Linked DNA regions of Homo sapiens: region 2 is linked to region 1. A link is a loop called in an ENCODE intact Hi-C map of the cell type or tissue named here. Cell type or tissue: PC-3. All regions are shown on one strand.

Evidence for each region. Hi-C counts contacts between places; a loop is a spot of excess contacts. Peaks named below come from ENCODE experiments on the same cell type or tissue, not always from the same donor. Only the 100,000 strongest peaks of a DNase experiment are listed, where the experiment ranks them.
Region 2: a loop joins it to region 1, with 2.6 times the contacts of the local background. A loop is called at or near these places in 4 of 110 quality-filtered maps.

What each region holds. Positions count from the first base shown.
Region 1 is chrX:19,540,378-19,548,377 of GRCh38, forward strand. It overlaps SH3KBP1 (SH3 domain containing kinase binding protein 1), which reads right to left. Exons shown (of 18, transcript NM_031892.3): 15 at 5,545-5,673; 16 at 1,548-1,816. Among named protein-coding and RNA genes, the nearest start is that of MAP3K15, 29 kb to the left of the region's middle. In PC-3, a CTCF peak has its summit at 4,512 (motif pointing right); a DNase peak (open chromatin) is centred at 4,524.
Region 2 is chrX:19,621,167-19,629,166 of GRCh38, forward strand. The region is part of intron 8 of SH3KBP1 (SH3 domain containing kinase binding protein 1); the gene reads right to left. Among named protein-coding and RNA genes, the nearest start is that of MAP3K15, 110 kb to the left of the region's middle. RefSeq lists an enhancer at 3,990-5,189. In PC-3, no CTCF peak of the experiment used is centred here; DNase peaks (open chromatin) are centred at 4,625 and 6,545; H3K27ac peaks cover 4,074 bases.

The DNA of each region.
Region 1 (8,000 bases):
GGAACCCTCATCCTAGGATGCTCTGGAAAAAAAAGGTTCTGTGATTAAGCAGGTGTGGGACACCTTGCATATGCTATCCTCTCCATCCTCCCAATGCAAAGCGAAGGCTCTGAAGAGCCCTTCAGAAAAGAACTTAAGTTTGCTTAACCGAGTTATCCCCCAAAAGTGACCACAAAACACATTAGGGCCCTCAAGCCACGTAGAGGGAGGCAGGTGACAGGGCTTCTGCTGACCCCAGACTGGCAGAGGGCTTCATCGCTGTAAGTCTCTGGCTGCATCTCCTGTCACCACCCCAGGCACCTCCAATCCAAGGAGGCCAGTCACCTGGGGATGTGTTGACCTCACCAGGCTGCCCCGTGTGGCCAGGAATCAACATGATGTTTTCGCTGCTGGAGTAGTGTGCTCTTGGCAATCCTAAATCATCGTTCAAAATCCTACCCGGGAAATAACTCTTTGAGATGCCTCCCTTGATTCTCTCAAGAAACAGCTAACTGATCCCTAAACTCCTCGAGCCTCAGTTTACTCAGAGCAGTGCCTCCCTACTTTTTTTTTTTTTAGACGGAGTCTCGCTCTGTCACTCATGCTGGAGTGCAGTGGCACAATCTTGGCTCACTGCAACCTCCTCCTCCTGGGTTCAAGCAATTCTCCTGCCTCAGCCTCCCAAGTGGCTGGGATTACAGGTGCACGCCACCACGCCCAACTAATTTTTTTGTATTTTTAGTAGAGACAGGGTTTCGCCATGTTGGCCAGGCTAGTCTCAAACTCCTGACCTCAGGTGATTCACCTGCCTTGGCCTCCCAAAGTGCTGAGATTACAGGCATGAGCCACCATGCCCATTCTCTACTTCTAATCCTCCTATGGGCTTTGTCATTGCAAACCACATCCTGGATGATAATGATGTATGATACTTATTTTTGTGTCCAGGTCTTTCTCCTCAACAAAGTGCTCCCTGAGGATTAGAGATGTGGCGAGAGTGTGTGTGCAGCCATGCAGGAAGAAAGACCCCCACTGCCCCGCCCCGCCCACTGCAGTCTCATGGTGAGAACATCTTACTGAGTGTAAAATCTTGGGCTTCAAGATTCCCTACATCTTCTTCATACATTACTGGTACCTCAATGCAGGCCAACTGCTTCATCTGGCAGCTAAGTGAAGAAATTGCCATTTTTCTGTTGCAAGAGGAAAAGCTAGCTGTTGAGCTTATTTAAGAAGTGGTTCATGTACATACTGTATTTTATGGGGGATTTAAATGCTTTTCTTCTTAGCAGCCTGCTGAGAGCATCAGTCCCTGCAATGGACTCATCCCTCTATGCCCCATGGCCAGCCTGTGCCCTTCCTGCACACAGTAAGTCCAGCAAAAACATGCAGCATAATTTAGGTATAAATTAAGACTCTCGGGGTCTACACGCACTCCCACCATTGCTGCCACCATCAACGGGGAGACCAGGCCCGCCCTCCAAGGCAGGCTGGGATCCATGCTTTCAGAACTAGGTGCTGGCCTGGCAGAGAGCAACCTGGGTGACGGCCCCCAAGAGTCCCCAGGCACTCACTTCTGCTGGTCCTTCATGGTCTCGATGATGCTCCTCAGCTCGCGGACCTGTGTCCTTAGCTCCTCCACGGCCGCCTGGCTGCTGGCCGCAGGCTCCATCTTTGGTTTTCCTTCCGTGCCGAACAGAGACGGGGAGTTGGCTCTGTGTCCAGCTGTTCCCAAAGAGGATGACAGGGGGGAGGGCGCCGCTGAGGACAGAGGGGCTGGCCCACCGCCACCTGCTGCCATGGTCCCCGGCTTGGGCGGCAGGGATGCTTTGTTGTCAGACACCTGTGACGAGGGAAGGCAGGGAGGGTTCAGGGCCGGGGATTTGTGTGCTGCGTCTTTGTCCTGGTTAGTCAAACTCTCCGTTAACACCACTGTCCCCGCCTCTCTCCACACACTCCATTCACTTGTTCCTTCATCCACAAGCCACCAAGGGCCTGCTTGGTACAGGCATTTCCCCCTTACTCACACGCCGCCTTCTATGTATTTTAAATGTGACCTTCTTTCTGGACAGAGAGTTTCCGACTGGTTCAATATACACATTGAGATGCCCAACTACTTGCCAGGCACCACAAACTCTGAAGTGAACAAGACATGCCTTAATAGGCATTCTCCTGGTCTCCAGGGAGCTCAGAACCCAGTGGGGCGCAGACAGACAGACAGACCAACGCACTGAGATGGGGGGACAACTGCACAGAGGGAGGTGAGCATACAGAGCCCCAGAAACACAGAAAAGGGGCCAGCCATCCAGACGGGCAGGCATCGCAAGCAGGTGCTGACAGTCCCGTCTTGGAGGAGGACCAAGAAGTAGCCAGAGGAAAGGAGGGGCACTTAGAGAAAGAAGCTGCAGCGGGAGGGAACACGCCAGGCAAAGGTCTAGAGACCGCAGAGCAAAATGCATTGGTGGGAAGTACTGCTAGACCGTCAGAGGGGGCAAGAGAGGGCCTTGGGGGCAGAGCTAAGGCTGGGAAGTACAAGCGGCTAGGCGAAAGGGTGAGAGGAGGGCACACGGTGCTGAGGACCATGCTGGCTGCAGAAAGGCTAAAGGGTTGGCAGATCTGGAGCTGGAGAGAACTGCTGGGAGAGTCTTACACAACGTAAGCTAGAAGCGGTCAGGGTTGGACCCAGGCAGTGGCTAGGAGGATAGACACAAGACAACTTTGAGTGATGTGGCGAAGGCAAGCACAGCCGACATAGAGCACCAGGCATTGTTCCCAGTGCTGGGGGCAGGAGTGGGCCAGGAGGATGGAGACCCTGCCCTCATGGAACAGACGCCTTGTGAGCAGGGAGATGTGGTCCTGGACAGGATGCAGAGGGTGGAGGAGGAAGGACAGATCAGGGACCACGGGTGTGGTGCACACACCAGGCATCGAGATTGTACCTTTCATGGGAGAAACAGCAGACTGAAGAATCAGATAATGATTTCCGTTTTTGACACATTGGATTTTAGGAGCCCTTAGTGACTGGGAAAGAGGGGAGGAAGAGGGGATGAAGCAGAAGACAGGCCTGGAGGAGAGTCCAGAAGGAACGAAGTGGTTGCATGCGTGGGTGAAGGGTGCTGAGAGGAAAACTGGGTGGAGTCCACTTGGTGGAGCCAGGGAGACAGAAAGCTGCTCCTGGCAGATGACCACCTGGATGGGAGGTGAAGGTGTGGCCTGAAAGTTTAGGACTCTCTTTCCAGAAACTTGGTTGAGGCAGGAAGACAGGAGAGAGGGAGCATGCTCATGCGGAAGCCTCAGGGGGAGGTGGGATCAGGGAAGGGTTCTGTTCACTTTCCAGGACTGGGGAGACCCTAAGCTGCATGATACGCTGAGAGAAAGAGCCAGTGAAGGGCCAGGCTGAAGGTGGAGGAGACTGGCGGGGGAGGCCTGATGGAGAAGTGTCCTGAGGAGGCCAGGAGGGCCGAGGAAGAAGGACAGTCATGGGCGAGAGAGAAGAGGGGTGCCCAGTAGGCCCCTGGGGGAGAAGGCACCAACAAGGGAGCTGGGAGGCAGGTGGCGAGGAGGGAAAAGAGTGGGACAGGATGTTGGGAGGCGGGGGCGATGAGCAGCAGGGCAGAAGTAGAGGCTGGTGGTGAAGCTTGGCAACGCGGCCGTGAGGCTCCCTCCAGCAGCAGGTACCCAGCAGGCTACCCCAGCGCAGGAGCCAAAAGGGGCTTGGCTGGCATGGCGAGGAGGCAGAGTCTGGATTCAGGCTGTGCTAGAGGGAGAGACTGGGCAGAGAAAGCCAAAAGCAGATGGGCCATCATTCCCAGCCTCTCTGCTCGCCTTTTTTCTGCCAAGTTACCATTGAGGAAAAGTGCTCTCTGCTGCCAGGAATAGCGCTCCGCCAGCCTGTGCTTTATCATTAGTAGGAGTCAGAGTAAGAGGGAAGAGGAACTGACATTTCTGGAGCAATGATCACATGCCGGACACCGGCTAGACAATTTGAGCAACGATCGGTTGGCACAAGCATTTTACCAAGCAGAAAACTGAGGCTTAGAGAAGTGGCTGAGTAGTTCCCCAAGACTCATAGGTAATAACTGGCAGAACAGGGGATCAATTCCCTATCAACTGGATCCCTCAAGTCCAGCACTGTGACTGTGGCTGCCTGAGTCTGAAGATTCGCACTCTCCTGTCCTCTCCTTTGCTTGTCATCTATTCCTGGGCTTATGCCTTTTCCTGTTGCCCATCCTGCATCCTTGCGGACCTCCCATACTCCTGTGACCCACCAGTGCCTTTGCACTGACTGACTTCCAGACACTTCTTGAATCAATGCTTCTCTTGGCATTTCCTATATGACACGCTCTCCCGGCCCATTTCGGCTACTGAGCAATTTTAAAGCCCTCACAGAGTATAGGCCACCACCCTCCCTGATCAAATTAGTTCAAGTGGAATTTCTAGAAGCACTGAAGAGCACAACATGACAACTCCGGGGAAGAGAAATAGGCTAATGGGATACAACTGTGTACATCAGAACCACGAAAACCCACTGTCCACCAGTAGATGTCACTGTAGAGACACCCCAGGGATGTCAAATGAAACTATACCTATGGTCACCAGAAAAAACGGGTCTAAATCCAACTTCTGCAGATGGAATCCTTTTATAAAGAAAGAATGCTTTGGTTTTGTGAATAATTACAACTGATCTGTTGTATAGGATCACGTTTTGCTTACTGTATCAGATTTTTAAGAAAATCTATACATGTAAATTCTTAAATCTATGGAGAAGGAAAATTCCACGGTAACCTTTGATTTCTTTGTGCTATTCCTGCTTCAAGTGACTATAGTTTTCTGCTTTTAGACAGAAAGAAGTTGCTAATATTCAGAGAAAATAATTCCAATTGACTTGGTTTTCTTAGTGGGAGAAAATGGAATTTTAAAATCTTGGTTCGTATTCACAGGGAGAGAATTTGTACAAGATGCTCCTCAAAAGTTACATGCAGTAGCTAAAAGTTAAATGTCTTCCTTGTTTCTCATAAACTAATAAAGTATCTATACTACTCTCTGGGCATGGAATAAAATTAAAGTGTTTTTAGACTATAAATTTATCATAGAATGTGACTCCAAATCAATTTTCTTTAAGAGACCACATTAGTTATTTATATTTATGATCTTCCAACTATAATTTGTGACCAGCTTTGAACATAAAAGACAAGATCTGTGGGCAGAGGGCACAGCATTTAATATATTTAATGTCTTCTCTCTAGACGTCTCACGGCTTTTTAAATTGTTCTGGTTGTGGTGATGGTGGTAGTGTGTGAAGGTATTTGTGAACGTGTGTGTGATGGTATGAAGAGGAGATCAAACCACAAGAGAACAACATGGGAAATAAACAACTGAACTTGTATCTCAGGGATTCTGCCTAGTTTCGGAGACTGCAACATGCCTTGGGGATTTTGATGAGTAACAGAATCGCTGTCACTGAAGAATGACAAACACCTGCACTGTTTGTGTATCTTTGTTTGGTTTATAACCCATCATTAGCACATGCATGAAATGACAGGGACACCCTCGCCATGGCTGGTGACTCACTTGGGATATGGTAACAGTCTTGGAAGTTTTCTTTGACGCGTCCACTCCTCTGTGCGCAAGTGAAATGTGTTCCTCCTTATCCTCTTCGGGACTTGGGGAGTCGAAGATATCAGGGCTTGAAAGGGATGACTGATAAAGCCAAAAGAAAATGCTTTTGTCAGAATTACACCTTAGCTGACACCACTTTCGTTAATATAATGCTGTATGCTTTAAAAGCACTCGACACTGCTATTTTGTCTTCTCACGATAACCCTGTGAGGCAAAAAAGTGTGCTGTTATGCACGCGCTCAAGTCACATAGCTGATTAGTGGCAGAACTGCGACTAAGAAGCAAGGTTTCCTAAACCAGGGATCTTGCCACTGATGTCCATCAATCACTTCATCCTTGCAAGCATCCATCGTCCATCCTTTCCTGCTCCTTCCTCTAAACATTTGCTACCATGTGCAAAAGCTGCAGTGAGCTTGTACTGCAGACTTAGTGACATGCCACACAGGATGCCTGCCCTCACAGGGCTGACAGTCTACCAGGGAAGAACACACAGGTCAACAAGAGGCTGCTCTAATCTGCCTCTCCTCCATTCCCTCCTCTTCCTTTTCCTTGACCTTTTCCATGATCACTAAATCTGCTGCATACGGAAGTGCCCTAAAGGATGTGTCTGAGAGAAAACCATTTCCAGGGATAAGGGCTCACCAGGCTTGTGGTCCAGTGACCAGTGTTTCCTCAGCTTGAGAGCACAGCCCTGCTCGCTAGTGCAACAAGCTCATATCTCCTTTGGTACCTGCTGCTAAATCTCTGCCCTCATTATTGCTGACAGTCAACATTCATTTTGGAGTCTGTATGGCTATAGTATATTTACAGAATGGCAGCATCTTTTGGTAAAATATAGGACGACACCCCTGTTCTTTCTGCCTCACTGTGAAGATCACTATAAAGATAAAAAAGCCAGATGAGGCCAGACACAGTGGCTCACGACCGTAATCCCAACACGGGGATTATGAGGCGGGAGGATCTCTTGAGCCCAGGAATTTGGGACCAGCCTGGGCAACATGGCGAAACTCTATCTCTACGAAAAATACAAAAATTGGCCAGGCATGGTGGTGTGCACCTGGAGTCCCAGCTACTCGGGAGGCTGAGGTGGAAGGATCACTTGAGCCCCGGAGGTCGAGGGTGCAGTGAGCCATTGACATTGCACCACTGCACTCCAGCCTGGACAAAAGAGTGGGACCCTGTCTGGAAAAAAAAAAAAAATTCTGGACCAATTCACTGGAATTCACTTGGTCATAGATGATCACTGGGCTAGAATTTCCCTATTTTAGAACAAAGCAAATTAAAATAAGAGTTCCTATAGCAAGGAATCCTTTATAATGAAGAATCTTCCACAGATCTCTTTGAGCAAGCTCATCTTCAGCTTCATCTCTATGCTTTCTACCCTGGTGGTAGAAAAACAGTCCCATTTAAAATCACCACTTGGCGTCATTATAGAAAAATTATACCCAAAAATATCGTATGTTTTCTTCTGTTTACTTAAGGCAGAAACCTAATGCATTTTAGGGAATTTTTAAGCAAATTTTTCAATTTAACAGGTTTTATTTGTTAATCTTCATTTAATCTGAAAATCCAATTACCTAGAATAACGTTTCCCCCACCACCAAGCCTTCTTATTAATCTAGGCTTAACGCTTAGCCACCATACCATGCCTGAATCCTTTCATTTTGAGATTTTATTCAAAAAGCCAGTTCCCTCCATTACAACCTAGGGTTCATGAGCTGCCAATCAAAGCTTGCTCTTTGAGTCCTATAAACATAAAGAACTTCAGCTAGGGTCAGAGGCCCCAGGCTGGGGAATCATGACTGGTGCATTTCCTCCATCATTTCCCCCAGTGGCCTTTGAGGAATACGCCCATATCCACTAAGCCTCCACTTGCCTATGAAAAATCCACAGGTGCTAACTGAAGAAGAGTAAATAGGAATTCAATGTACACATCCAAGTAGGGATGAATGGGAATGAAGAGAATATAATATTTATACTTTAAAGCACAAATATATCCTTTTGTTTTAAGTCTGCAAATGAAATCACTTCATATAAAATGCCAAACTTCAAGTCATTGTGCCGTAAGCTTCCTGCAGGCAGTGACCATGTGCTTTTCATTCCAGTTGTATCTTTGGTACCTGGCACAGTGCCGAGCCCATAGGGGATAGATGTCTATAAAGAGTTGTTGAATGAATGAACAACTGTGTAGTCTGAAGGCAGTGAAGATGATATATCCTCACCACATCCCCCAAATACATACGAACTCTCAGGCATGGGATGTATGGACCAAAGGTGGGACAAGAGATGGTAATTTAAACCTTTCTGTAATTCTGGAAGTCACAAGGCTCTCTAGACCTTGAAAAGTTGGGAAGAATTTGGAAGGAAGACAAAAATGATGAAGGATTTACAGAGAAGATAGAGGAGGT
Region 2 (8,000 bases), 81 kb after region 1:
TGGGTTCACGCCATTCTCCTGCCTCAGCCTTCCTAGTAGCTGGGACTACAGGTGCCCGCCACCACACCTGGCTAATTTTTTTTTTTTTTTTTTTTTGTATTTTTAGTGGAGACGGGGTTTCACCATGTTAGCCAGGATGGTCTCGATCTCCTGACCTCGTGATCCGCCCGTCTTGGCTTCCCAAAGTGCTGGGATTACAGGCGTGAGCCACCATGCCCGGTCGCCAACACCATTTCTTGAAAAGATTATCCTCTCTTAAACTGTCTTTGTATCTTTGTTGAAAATTAATCGGCTGGATTTTTTTATGAGTCTATTTCCAGATATTCTATTTCAAGGGCCAGCAAACTACAGCCCATGGGCCAGGTCTAGCCTGCCACCTATTTCTCTATGGTCCACAAACTAAGAATAGTTTTTACATTTTTGAATGGTTTTTAAAAATCAAAAGAAGAAGAATATTTCAAGAAATGTGAAAATTATATGACATTCAAATCTAAGTATCCATAAATAAAGTTTCATTGGAACTCTGCTACACCCATTCATTTACCTCTATGGCTGCTTTTGCTCTAAAATGGCAGAGTTGAGTAATTGTGACACAGACTGCATGACCCACAAAGCCTGAAATATTTACTCCCTGGCCCTCTGCAGAAGTTTGCCAAACCCTGTTCTAGGATATGAGGATCCTTATACGCATCCATGCAGAACCTCAGGGACTCTCTCAATGCCACTATAAAAAAAATACTGTAAAGACAGAAGCTTTAAATAAAAACACTGAAAGCCCTGAGGAAGGCAGAAAAAGAATGCATTTAATAGTTGGCTACCATTTCCAGCTAGAAATAAAATATAAAAACCTTAATCAAAACTATTTTTAAAAGGACACATTTTACTGCACTATACAGTTAACTATAAAATGAGGAAATTTTAAGCCTAAAAGGCACTTATTTTAATGACTTTTTTTCTTAAAGATCTCCATGAGTCATAAACTAAGAAAAAATATTTGTAATATGAAGATGACAGGTTAATGTCATGAATATAAGGTATTTTTATAAAAATCAATTGGAAATGATGCATAAAATGTTCAAGCTCGGTAATCATTTTTTAAAATGCAGAATTAGCAGAGCCCAAATCACATTAGCAGAGATTAAAAAGAATGATAATATCCAGGGATGACAAGAATAGGGAAATATATTTGCATGCACTCCTGTGAGGAGACTAAATTGGCACAATCTTTCAGGATGTATCCTCAATATGCCCTCAAAATGCATCAATACAGTATTACACTGAGCAATTTATCATCAGGAAATAGTAACTGCTAACATTTATGTAGCAGCTATTAGGACCCAGGCTTTCTAAATGCTTTACCTACTTCATCTCATTTAATCTTCACAACACCAGGATGTAGGTACTATTATTACTCTCATTTCACAGATGTGAAAACTGATGCACACAGAGATGAGTAACCTGCCAAGGTATCACAGCTAGAAGGAAGTGGCAGAAATGCACACAAAGACTGTTGAACAGGGTGACGACTATGTGCAACATGGTCTAACACAAAGAAAAACTGGAAACAAGCTAAGCATAAAAGAGGATTGTCGAGGGCCAGGCCGAGTGGCTCACGCCTGTAATCCCAGCACTTTGGGAGGCCAAGGCAGGCGGATCACTTGAGGTCAGGAGTTCAAGACCAGCCTGGCCAACATGGCGAAACCCCATCTCTACTAAAAATACAAAAATTAGCTGGGTGTGGTGGCACAGGCCTGTAGTCCCAGCTCATCAGTAGGCTGAGGCACGAGAATCGCTTGAACCCAGGAGGCAGAGGTGGCAGTGAGCCGAGATCATGCCACTGCACTCAAGCCTGGGCAAAAGAGTGACACTCTGACTCAAAAAAAAAAAAAAAAAAAAAAAAAGAGGATTTTGGTACTCTCTCCATACATTAGGATTCAGGATGCTAAGGAATCATTTACCCATGCTGCCAAGGATAATCATGATGTATTTTGGACAAAGAGGGTTATTATAAAATAGTGTATGTAATATGATCCTATTTTTATTTTAAACTGTAATTATGTGCACATATGGAAAAAGTCTGAAAGAATAATTGCGAAAATATTAAGAGGTATGTGAAGGTGGTAAGGTCACCGGTAATTTTGATTTTTCTTTGTATTTATTTGTCTGTTTTTCTCATTTTTTTTCCAAGAGTAAGTGTTATTTATACAATTTTAAAGTATGACTTAAAAGTGTATCCCCGCCAGGCGTGGTGGCTGATGCCTGTAATCCCAGCACTTTGGGAGGCCCAGGCGGGCGGATCACCCGAGGTCAGGAGTTCAAGACCAGCCTGGCCAACATGGTGAAACCCCGTCTCTACAAAAATACAAAAATTAGCCAGGCATGATGGCAGTTGCCTGTAATCCCAGCTACTCGGAGGCTGAGGCGGGAGAATCACTTGAACCCGGCAGGCGGAGGTTGCAGTGAGCCAAGATCACGCCATTGCACTCCAGCCTGGGTGACAGAGCGAGACTCCATCTCAAAAAACAAACAAACAAAAAAGTATATCCCATGCCACTTTCATCTCAGAAACCGTGTATTTTAATAAAATGCAAATATGAATGCAAAGCACTCTGAGATACTGAACAAGACAGGTTACACAACTGTAATACATTACTTTCATCCTAAGAAAAGCTAAAATAAATAATGAAAAGGAACTTCAGGGGAAGTACTGACCTTAATTTCAGGACAGTTCAATATACCAGGAAAGAACATTCAGTTACCAGGCATTTGTCTTTTCATCTTCTTCTAATAACTTATCATAGCAATAACTATGATTTAACCTTTAAAGAAAATATTGTGTGTGTAAAGACAGAGTCTCTCGCTATGTTGCCCAAGCTGGTCTCAAACTCCTTGGCTCAAGCAATCCTTCTACCTCAGCCTCCCCAAAGTGTTGGGATTACAGGTGTGAGCCACTACACCCAGCCCTGTGATTTAACCTTTATGTTTCCAAAGCACTTTTGAATACAACATGTCATTTAAGCCTCAGAACACCCCTAACAGAGTAATACAAATAGAAAGGGTGGAGATAGAAACAGAAAAAAAAGGGGAGTTTCTCTAATTCCTTAAGATACCTACAGATTTTTTTTTTCTGTGTGTTGCAGAGGGGAAAAAAAAGTATTCCAAGATGGGGGATTACTGATGTCCTGCCACTTTAGCACAACATTCTGCAGAGATATGACAATTAGGTTGAACAAACACAGGATCTCTTTAGACAGTTTTATATAATTTGTGTAGGCATATGCACCTGGGAATTTACATCAGCTGCAAGCTCATCTGTCCATGATACAAAGGAAAAATCTATAATAACGACCATCAAAATGTTGGGGTGGCCTTTCAACAACTGTCTACTGGTGAACTAAAACGATATTTTCTCCCACCCCAAGCCCTATGTTTACCATCCTCATGTAATTTAAAACTATGTCTGTGTGATGGTAATGATTCTTCTCACTGGTCCCAGTGTCCTGGCTACTTATAAAAGGAAGACAAAACAGCAACAAATTATACTCCTTTGGGTTTTAAATGCTCTGAGGAGGAGATATATTGTGACTTTTGTCTAGAATAAGGACATAAGCAGTCTAACAAGATAGGCCATGCTGCAAGAAATACATTCTATGACATCAATGACTCATTTGCTCAACACTGACATTTTCCAAATGTCTGTAAACCCAGATGATCCCAGACCTATGCTTAACTTCTTCATTCACTCATAAAACATGTCTGTCTAATGGGTCTGTCAGCATGTCATCATCTTCAGGGTGACACGTGCTAATTTACTCCTCACCCTTGGAACCACATTTAATCCTACCATTTGAGCTCTGCTAAAAGCTTCAGCAGTTCAGAGAGAAAGGGTCAGGGCCAGCAATCGATTTAGCTGATCGGCTTTCTTCCTGCCAAGCTAAGGATCTTGCTTGAGATTCCTGAGGCTGCTTCTCTTTGTGAAGGCAACCTTATTTTCCTGTGGGGTGGGAAGCAAGGAAGTCTGAAAACATTTTTCTCATGAATACATGTTTTAGTTCATTAATGAATTAATGGGAGGGAGGCAGGAAGGGGAAATAAACATTAGAACAAAAAAAATAACAGAGTTGATCACAGAATGTCTTAGGAAGGGCCTCAGGACTCCCGCCTGCATTTTTTTTTGCCCCCCGACAGCGAGTGGAAAGCTAAGTGGCAACCAGGCTAGGAAGAAAAGAGGAAGGCAAAATACTCTGGGCATGGGAAGAAACTGGAAGAAAGCAGTTGGGGAGGCAGGCCTCAGGCACAAAAAGAACCAATGTCAACCCTGAGCTGAACTCATCATTCCCTCTGCATGGACCATCATTTCACTCTTTTAGAGGTGGCAGTGGACTCCTACAGTCATGGATGATCCAGAAACCACCACAGTGATGTCCTGACCCTAACAGATCGGAAACATAGATTTCAAAACGCGAGCATCAGCAACAAAGGATGGGGTGATGGCATGGTAATACTGTTTTTCTGCTAAGTAACAATGATAATGTCATTACCTTACAAAGGAAACTCCACAGACACTTGCCCTGGATATCCAGTAACAATGAGGACTCTCAATGAGTAGACAAGAGTCACCTCTGGAAGTGACTCAGCCCCACAGGAAACACGAACTCCACCCGCAGTTACCACCTTGCCCAGCCCCCAAGTTCCAAGAGCACTTGGCCCAGGGTCAGCAGATGCCTCTGACCTGGCTCTGCCACTGACTTGCTGGGAGTCCCTCGGGAAAGCTGCTTCAGCACTCTGGGCCTCTGCTCCTCCTTTGTAATCTGCAGAGAACACGCATGGTCCCACCTAATTCCCGGGGTTGCTGTGAAGATGAGGGGAAATGCTGAGCTCCGGGGAGACTCCTGAGGAAAGGGGAATGGTGATGATGGTCCCGGGCTCTTGCTGCCAGTGGTTCAGAATCCTGTGCTGGGAAGCTGTGGTCCTGGAGAAAGATCTAGCTATCATTAAGTTAATTAAATGTTCAACTGTTGTCTGGGACAGGAGGGAGGAAAACATATTGAGGTAGAGATGAAAAGGAGCGGTTCTAACTGTGCCCTCACAGCATGTCTAGCTCCAAATACTTGGGGTCCCTACAAAGAAGCAAAATTCCTGGTTTGAATTTTTGGCTTACCATTGTATTCCAGCATTTTGCACAGCTCCTGGCACACCATAAATATTCTTCGATGTATGAATGAATGAATGAATGAATGAATGAATGAGTGAACGAACATTGTGAGGGGAAGAGGACAGGGTGCAAATTAAAATTGTTGTCAATAATCTTCAGTGGATAATCCTCATGGTCCAAGGAAAGATGACTGTACTACTGTGTTGGGGATGCCACTAACCGTCTTTAGCTAATATTCTGGGTCCCCTCTTTTTTGTGGTTTGGGGGACAGGGTCTCACTCTGTCCCCTAGGCCTGAGTGCAGTGGCACAATTATGGCTCACTGCAGCCTCAACCTCCTGGGCTCAGGCAACCCTCCCGCCTCAGCCTCCCAAGTAGCTGGAACTATAGGAACACAACACCACACCTGGCTAATTTTTGTATTTTTTGGTGAAGATGGGGTTTCACCATGTTGTTCAGGCTGGTCTCAAACTCCCAGGCTCAAGTGATCCTCCCGTCTCAGCCACTCAAACTGCTAGGATTAGAGACGGGAGCCACTGAGCCCGGCCTGGGTCCCCTCTTTCTCTAGGGTGTGTCTATCAGTTTCCTTCCATGAACATTAATGCTAGCTAATATTGCTTCCGTTCCCTTCCCTCCATCTCTACGACTCCACGATTTTGACCAATAACGTTAGCTTTCTAAGCGTTCATCTTGATGTCATCAAATAGGCTTAAAACAATGAAGACAGGGAGGTTGGGTATGCTTAAGGGTCAAAGACACAACTACCCAAGGAAGCCTGTTTGATAAGAAACACCTAAAGGTCCTTGTTTACAATAGGGTCACAGAGGAAGCCTTTCCTCCTAGGTTAGTGGGAGCTGTGAGGAATGGCTGTTGCTCTGAGGCCAGGAGGCTGTTGGCCAAGAGTGGGAACATGGCCACTCTCCACAGCTGGGCTCATTCTGCCCCAAGCGGCAGCGGCCACAGCGTGGGACACCTTCCAATGGCCATCTCACCCTTGCAGCTGAGCCCTGGCATAGCTCCTGCCAAGCTGCCCTCAGCCCTTCTCCAGGAAGCTTCTCCAGTTGGGATGAGACCCAGAAGCTTCGGAACCTTTTCAAACACACTCTGAGCACAAATCAGGAAGGCAGGGATGGGGGTGGCAGGAACACAGACACGGGAGTTATTTTTGAGTGACTGGAAATAAAAGCTAAACACAGGTGTGTTCTGCACGAGTGGAAATGTTCCTAAATTCACAAGAATTCTTTATAAATAAACTAGAAAACAAACCATTCAGGTTGCCACATTTCCTCCTGGCTTCCAGGGACATACAGAAATAGTTTGGGTCTTTGCACATTATTTCAGGAACTGCAGAGGGCTTATACACACCCACTAAAGGTGTCTGACTCATTTTCTAGAAAGCCACATGAACTGACAATCTGGGGCTAAAAATGAGGGCAAAGCCTGCTCTGTGACTCCTGCTACAGCACAGAAAAGCAGGGCAAAGGGAAACCACCTTCAATGATACCAAAGTAAATGTCAGAGGAATTCGGGGTCTATCAGGAACCTCTACGGCGAACACAGAATTTAGAGAACAGCAGTTCAGGTCTTTCACCTCAACTCCTACATCCAATAAATATGCGTATCAGAATGCATATTAAACAGATCATGGTGAAACCATTCATTTTATAATAGCAATAGTATACAATCATCTCAATGAACTTCTGGGCGATTCCTAACTTAGAGGAAGAGTAACAATCTTCTATAATGTCAGCAGGGTTTTACAGGCTCCGACTCCATTCTTCCCACTTTCAGCAAGCAAAATATTTATGGCATGTTTTCTTTCCAAATTCTTGCTAAAATCTCCTCCACTGTGAACACTTAACTATTTTAGGTGGATTTTTCACCATTTTAACCTACTTAACGTCATGGCATTCCAGCCTCAGCAGCAAACTGGGCTCAGACACAACAGCCCTTCCATTCCCACTTCCAGGGCCCAAGAAAGAGCAGCCAGGGTTGGGTGACAATTCCTAGAATTATGGGTGCCACTGACAGACTCCTCCCTGCCAGAGTAAATCCTCGCAGCAGCCCTGTGAGGTCAGCTTTATGGCCCTTGCTTTATGGCTGAGGAAACTCAGACTCAGAGGGGGTAAGCAACATGCCCGAAAAGACACAGCCAGGAACAGTGGAGCTGGGATTCAAACCCTGGTTCTGGGAGCTGGTAGCCTACATGGCACTTGTCATCTGAACACACCGCTTCCGGCAAACTGGAATGCTAGGTTAAGGCTGGCAGGCATTTTATGGAAATAAAAGTAAAAATCTGCACAAGCACAGGATAGCAAGAGATTTGATTTCCCAGCAGGTTGTATAAAAAAATAATAAAAGCAAAATGATAGAGCACAAAGGATTTTCTTAAGCAGCAAGCTCTAAAATGGGCCCAAGCAGCATGAGTTAAGACTGGCTGTGTGATTAGCTATCCAAAAAAACCCAGCAAACTGGAAGCCGGGTGCAGTGGCTAGGCCGGCTGCAGTGGCTCACGCCTGTAATCACAGCACTTTGGGAGGCTGAGGCGCGTGGATCACTTGAGGTCAGGAGTTCAAGACCAGCCTGAGCAACATGGTAAAACCCCGTCTCTACTAGAAATACAAAAATTAGCCAGGCATGATTTACTGTACAGGCACACACCTGTAATCCCAGCTACTCAGGAGGCTGAGGTGGGAGAATCGCACGAACCTGGGAGGTGGAAGTTGCAGTGAGCCGAGATCACACGATTGCACTCCAGCCTGGGCGACAGAGTGAGACCCTGTCTCAAAAACAAAATAAAGCAAAACAAACAAAAAATAGCAATGTGGGTAGGCAGAGGGCATCTC